Regions from separate parts of the Homo sapiens genome. Here region 1 is linked to region 2. A link is an interaction called in ENCODE POLR2A ChIA-PET data of the cell type or tissue named here. Cell type or tissue: HCT116. All regions are shown on one strand. Links, peaks and the distances in the headings refer to the core of each region. The heading gives the core; the rest is flanking DNA.

What was found. Peaks named below come from ENCODE experiments on the same cell type or tissue, not always from the same donor. Only the 100,000 strongest peaks of a DNase experiment are listed, where the experiment ranks them.
Region 1: POLR2A ChIA-PET joins it to region 2 with 5 read pairs; 3 of 35 experiments call an interaction of 5 or more read pairs at or near these places.

What each region holds. Positions count from the first base shown.
Region 1 is chr16:84,779,243-84,782,113 of GRCh38, reverse strand. It overlaps USP10 (ubiquitin specific peptidase 10), which reads right to left. Exons shown (of 14, transcript NM_005153.3): 14 at 2,192-2,871. It also overlaps a transcript of LOC105371378 not described here. Among named protein-coding and RNA genes, the nearest start is that of CRISPLD2, 39 kb to the left of the region's middle. In HCT116, for the core only: no CTCF peak of the experiment used is centred there; a DNase peak (open chromatin) is centred at 1,323.
Region 2 is chr16:84,691,472-84,694,383 of GRCh38, reverse strand. No RefSeq gene overlaps it. Among named protein-coding and RNA genes, the nearest start is that of USP10, 7.1 kb to the left of the region's middle. In HCT116, for the core only: no CTCF peak of the experiment used is centred there; no DNase peak of the experiment used is centred there.

The sequences.
Region 1 (2,871 bases), core at 372-2,871, 88 kb before region 2:
AGTTAGGAGACCGTACTATGAAACTTACAAAAACATTAAACGTTGCAACATAAAATGGAAACGTTGTGCGTTAGGGTTCTCTAGAGGGACAGAACCTATAGGTAGATGTATATATAAAGGGGAGTTTATTAAGGAGTATTGACTTACAAGAAGGGGTCCCACAGTAGGCCGTCTGCAGGCTGAGGAGCAAGGAAGCTAATCCAAGTCCCAAAACGGAAGAACTTGGAGTCCGATGTTCAAGGGCAGGAAGCATCCAGCACAGGAGAAAGATGGAGGCCACAAGACTAGTCTAGTCTTTCCACATTCTCCTGCCTGCTTTTATTCCGGCCACGCTGGCAGCTGATTAGATGGTGCCCACCCAGATTGAGGGTGGGTCTGCCTTTCCCAGCCCACTGACACAAATGTTAATCTCCTTTGGCAACACCCTCACAGACACACCCAGAAACAATACTTTGCATCCTTCAATCCAATCAAGTTGACACTCCGTATTAACCATCGCAAGTTGAGTGCAAAATCTCAAGAACAGCTAACAGGGACAGACCCAAAATTCACTGGCACCCTAGAAAATGTCTGGATTTGCTAGAATCACCTAATTCTGTATCCCTGGGCCAATTATTCACTTGAGGGACCATATTCTGCCCTGCTCTGGGCTTCCCTGTCTGTGGCTGGGTGTGTGCTGATCCTGCCTGAGCAAAACAAAACTTGGGCAGCCACACGTTCATCACGAATACAGCCTCAGGAGTCAGGCGGCATGAGGTTATGGGCTCCGTTTGTGTCGCCCCCAGTATTCATCTTTGAAGCCTGAACCCCCGGCGGAATACTAGGAAGTGGGGCCTTTTAGGTATAGATGAAATCACAAAGGTGGAGGCCCACAGTGGGATGAGTGTCCTTGTAAGAGAAACAGACCAGGGTTCACTCTGCCCTGTGAAGACATAGTGAGCAAGCGGCTGTCTCCAGGCCAAGAAGCAGGCCTTCCCCAGACAGGTCTGCTGGCATCTGCTCTTGGACTTCTAGCCTCTAGAACTGTGAGAAATAAATGTTTGTTGTCTAAGCCACTCAGACTATGGTTAACAGCCCAAAACAACACAGGGGTTTTGCAGGCTGTCTCGCTAGCACTAGCTTGCATCTTTCTATGAGCAGCAGCAAGATTTATTGTGAAGAGCAAAAGAACAAAGCTTCCAGTGTGGAAGGGGACCCAAACGGGTTGCCACTGCTGGCTGGGGCGGCCAGCTTTTATTCCCTTATTTGTCCCCTCCCATGTTCTGTTTTTGTCCTATCAGAGTGCTCTTTTTTCAGTCCTCCCTGTGATTGGCTGCTTTTAGACTCCTGCTGATTGGTGCGTTTTAAGAACCGATTGGTGCATTTTACAAACCTCTTGCTAGCTACAGAGTGCTGGTTGGTGCGTTTTACAATCCTAGCTACAAAGTGCTGATTGGTGCATTTTACCATCCTCTTAGAGGACAGAAAAGTTCTCCAAGTCCCCACTTGACCCAGGAAGTCCAGCTGGCTTCACCTCTCAATATGAGTTATAATTCAGCCAAGCAAATCACAATAGAATTACAAAGGGTAAGTAGGTTAGACGGACAACACTTGTACAGAAAGTTTAGGAAGCTCTGAACCCCAGATGGCACCAGGCTACAATCAGAAATACCAGATGGTAAGAGCAAGAACTTGAGAGAAAGGCTCAGACCACGTTAAAACCCCTTCTCTGTAGATCTCAGGACACCACAATCATCCACACAGGGCCAGAAGCCGGGGCACGGGCACCCTTGCACGTGACATCCCTCTCTCCATGTCTTCCGTCTCAGAAGGCTTCCTTCCCACTACTGAGGGTGGCGTCTGGAGGCACCGCTCAGCCGCCCCAGTGGCACTCAACTGAAGAGCATTTAGCCTTGACCTACAGCAACTATTTTGGTGATACTGAAAACGGTGGGCTATAGAAACAAGGGATGAGGAGGGGAAGGGGAGAAAACCTCCTCCTTTCTGCCAATCGAAGAGTCAAAAACTTCGTGTACCCAAATCACTAATCCATTTGAAAATACTAAACAAGCATAACCTGAGTGGTGGTTCAGCTTCCACAAACACGTCGAGCTGATCGAAGGGCAGATTTTAATTCTGCAGGCAAACTCATGCCCCCATGAATTTCAGTTACCCGAAAAGGCATTCGCATTCAAAGAAACACGCACACACCTTTAAACCAACTTTGTGATTTTTATTGATGGGCGACAACTTTATACTCCTAGATATCACTAAACTGTGTACAATTAGGGACGCAGCATTAGAGAAGAGCAGACAGCAGAATTAAACAGAGCAGACTGAAGGAGAGATCTTCATTATTTGCCCATTTTTCATTATGTGTACACAGAAGCATGAATGCAATTTGAAATCTTTTAATGGCAATAAAGTTACAATCACCCATCTATGTAGACTAACATTTTAACTCCAAATATTTGATCTGCAATGTGTACGTAAGCAGTTTCTCTCAGTACAATTATTAAAATTTTTCCTGTTAGGAACCAGCAACTTATTTTTTATGTTTATTTTTCTTTTGAAGTAAGAACTAGTTCTTCTTTGATAACTGGCTCATTTTTATCATTTATCAAAAACTAAAGGGTAGGGAAGAAAAGTGTGATGGATTAAAAAATTTCTTTTTTAAGGAAAGATAAAATTCATTTTCACAAATTTACAAGTGTTGTTGCTGGTGCAGGATTTATTCTACTAAGCAATGAGACTGGGGATCAAATCCACTTTCTTATCTCAGGAATCAGCATTATTTCAGAAATATGGGTTTTTGTGTATTTTCTAAAATCAAGCAACAGTCTGTTTCAACCAAATGATTTTGATTTGGAAGTTAGAGTCAACAGAAGCTGT
Region 2 (2,912 bases), core at 302-2,801:
GATTACAGGTGTGAGCCACTGCTCCTGGCCCAGACTTTTTAAAAATTTGTAAAAATACAAAATAATGCCACTCCTCTCACCAAAATGTTTTGTTTTGGAGTATAGTTGTTTTTCACTAAAATGATGTTATTTATGTTAACATTTAATGAAAGTATTATATTTTAAATAAATTGTTATTATTTTGTAATGTTTTAGTTTTTACTTCTAATATGGTAAACCACAACAGATACAACCTCTGTCTCCTGTGTTCAAGCGATTCTCCTGCCTCGGCCTCCTGAATAGCTGGGATTACAGGTGCGTGAGCCACCACGCCCGGCTAGTTTTTGTATTTTTAGTAGAGATAGGGTTTCACCATGTTGGTCAGGCTGGTCTCGAACTCCTGACCTCGTGATCCTCCCACCTCGGCCTCCCAAAGTGCTGGAATTACAGGCGTGAGCCACCGCACTGGCTCTTTTTTTTTTTTTTTTTTTCTCATTTAATTCTTTAGCTTTGCCAACAGGAGGTCAGCCAACAATAATTTTTAAGAATGTGAAGAGATCAGCGACCAAGAAGTTTGAGAACTCCAGCTCTCCCGTGCCAGCAAGTGCCCACTTTAAATGTGCCCTCTGTCTGCCTGGAACTTTCCCCAGGGAGGCTCAACCCTTCATTCACTCAGGTTTCTGTTAATGGTCGTCTCTTCCTAAAGGACCCTCCTCACTCCTTTGCCCATAATGGGTGCCCCACCCTGTGCCCTCCTGCTATCCAGGTTAATTTCCCACAGCACTCACAAACTTTCTTTCAAACAAAAATTAGAATTTGGGGAAACTTGTAGCTGACATTTGGGGAAACTAGCTGACATTCTATGGCATATTAATTTTGTGTGTTTATTGTCTTTTTCTTCCACTAGAATCAGGCCTGGCGCAGTGGCTCATGCCTGTAATCCCAGTACTTTGGGAGGCTAAGGCAGGTGGATCACTTAAGCCCAGGAGTTCAAGACTAGCCTGGCTAACATGGCAAAACACCGTCCGTCTCTACTAAAAAATACAAAAATCCACTGGACATGGTGGCAGGTACCTGTAATCCCAGCTACTCAGGAGGCTGAGGCAGGAGGATTGCTTGAACCTGGGGGGTGGAGGTTGCAGTGAGCCGAGATCATACCACTCCACTCCAGTATGGGTAACAGAGCAACTGTCTCAAAATAATAATAATAATAATAAAAAATATAAGCTCCATGAAGCCAGGTACTTGGTCTTGTGTTCTGATATTTTTGCAGGACCTAGAACAGTTCCAGGCATTTTGGGCAGCTGCTTACAAAACATTTGTTGAATGAATGAAGGAAGGAATGACCTCATTTAATTCTTGGAAAACCCAGTAAGGCAGATCCTATTGGTTTCCCCGTTTTAAGGTGGGGGAAATGGAAAAAAGTCAAGTGACTTGCCTAACATCATGTCACTTATAAGTGGGGCAGATTGGGATAAAAAAGATTGGCCAAATGCAGAGTTCAAAACTGAGTCAAATCAAGTACTATGAAAAGACATTTTTGAGATAATTTAGAGAATGTAGGTGAGGCCTGGAAAATACCAAGAAACTATTTACCAATACATGTGTTAGGTATGGTCATGACATTGTGGTTTATATAAGAAAATACTCCTGGTTTTAAGAAGTGGGCTCTGAAATATGTAGGGAATGAAATGACGTGAGGTATGGGATTTGCTTTAAAGTATCTGAGGACAAAACAGGAAGGAAAAAGGAAGTGACGAAGCAAACGTTGCAAAATCTTGGTAGCTGTTGAACCTGATATATGGATGTCTTTGTTAGTCCCGGTCCTCTGAGAAACAGGGACCAAGAGGTGGAGAAGGAAAAGGCCCAGGAGGGAAAGAGGAAGGGTGGGCAGAGATGGGAGATTGGCCGGCAGAGTGTGGGGCTGGCCCCTGCAGAGGAGAGCAGGAAGGCAGAGGGCTGGGAGGAAGAGGGTTTCACTGTAGGGCAGTTTTCTTCTTTTTTTTCTTTTTCTTTTTTTTTTTTTTTGAGGCGGAGTCTCTCTCTGTCGCCCAGGCTGGAGTGCAGTGGCACTCTCTGCTCACTGCAAGCTCCGCCTCCCAGGTTCGCGCCATTCTCCTGGCTCAGCCTCCCAAGTAGCTGGGACTACAGGTGCCCGCCACCATGCCTGGCTAATTTTTTGCATTTTTAGTAGAGACGGGGTTTCGCCGTGTTAGCCAGGATGGTCTCGATCTCCTGACCTCATGATCCACCCGCCTTGGCCTCCCAAAGTGCTGGGATTACAGGCGTGAGCCACCGCGCCCGGCCTGTAGGGCAGTTTTCTAAAAGTTTCAGCAAGGTCATCAGGAGTCCTTGGGACACAACTGCACGTAAGAGAAGTCCCGTATGTCCCAGAAAACAACCAACCTAGTCGCTGTTTCCTGTGGCTGCTGTAACAACCACAAACTGGAAGGCTTAAAGCAACACAAATGTATTCTCACAGCTCTGGAGGTCAGAGTCCAAAACCCAGGTGTTGGCACGGCCATGCTCCCTCCGGAGGCTCCAAGGAGGACGCTGCTGCAGGCCCGTCTCCCAGCTTCTGGTGCAGCCGGCCACCCTTGGTGATCCTCAGCTGGTAGCATCATGGCTCCAGTCTCTGCCTCAGTCATCACCTGCCTTCTTTTCTGTTTGGCTCTGTCTCTGTCATGTAATAAAACCAACACAGACAATTTTTCCTCCAAAGCTGGATCAAATTTCAGGTGGTCCATTGGAGCCCTGAATTACAGCTTGCTCTGCGGGCCGTGTTATCTGAAATCTGTTTATCATTAAACACCAACATCAAAGTCAGCTCAGCAATCTGCCCTAGGAGGGAGGGAGGACCCGTGGAGGGAGCACAGAGCTCTGCCTCTCATCTGAGCCTCACTCGGATCTCTTTGCTCGTTGATAGCATGTTG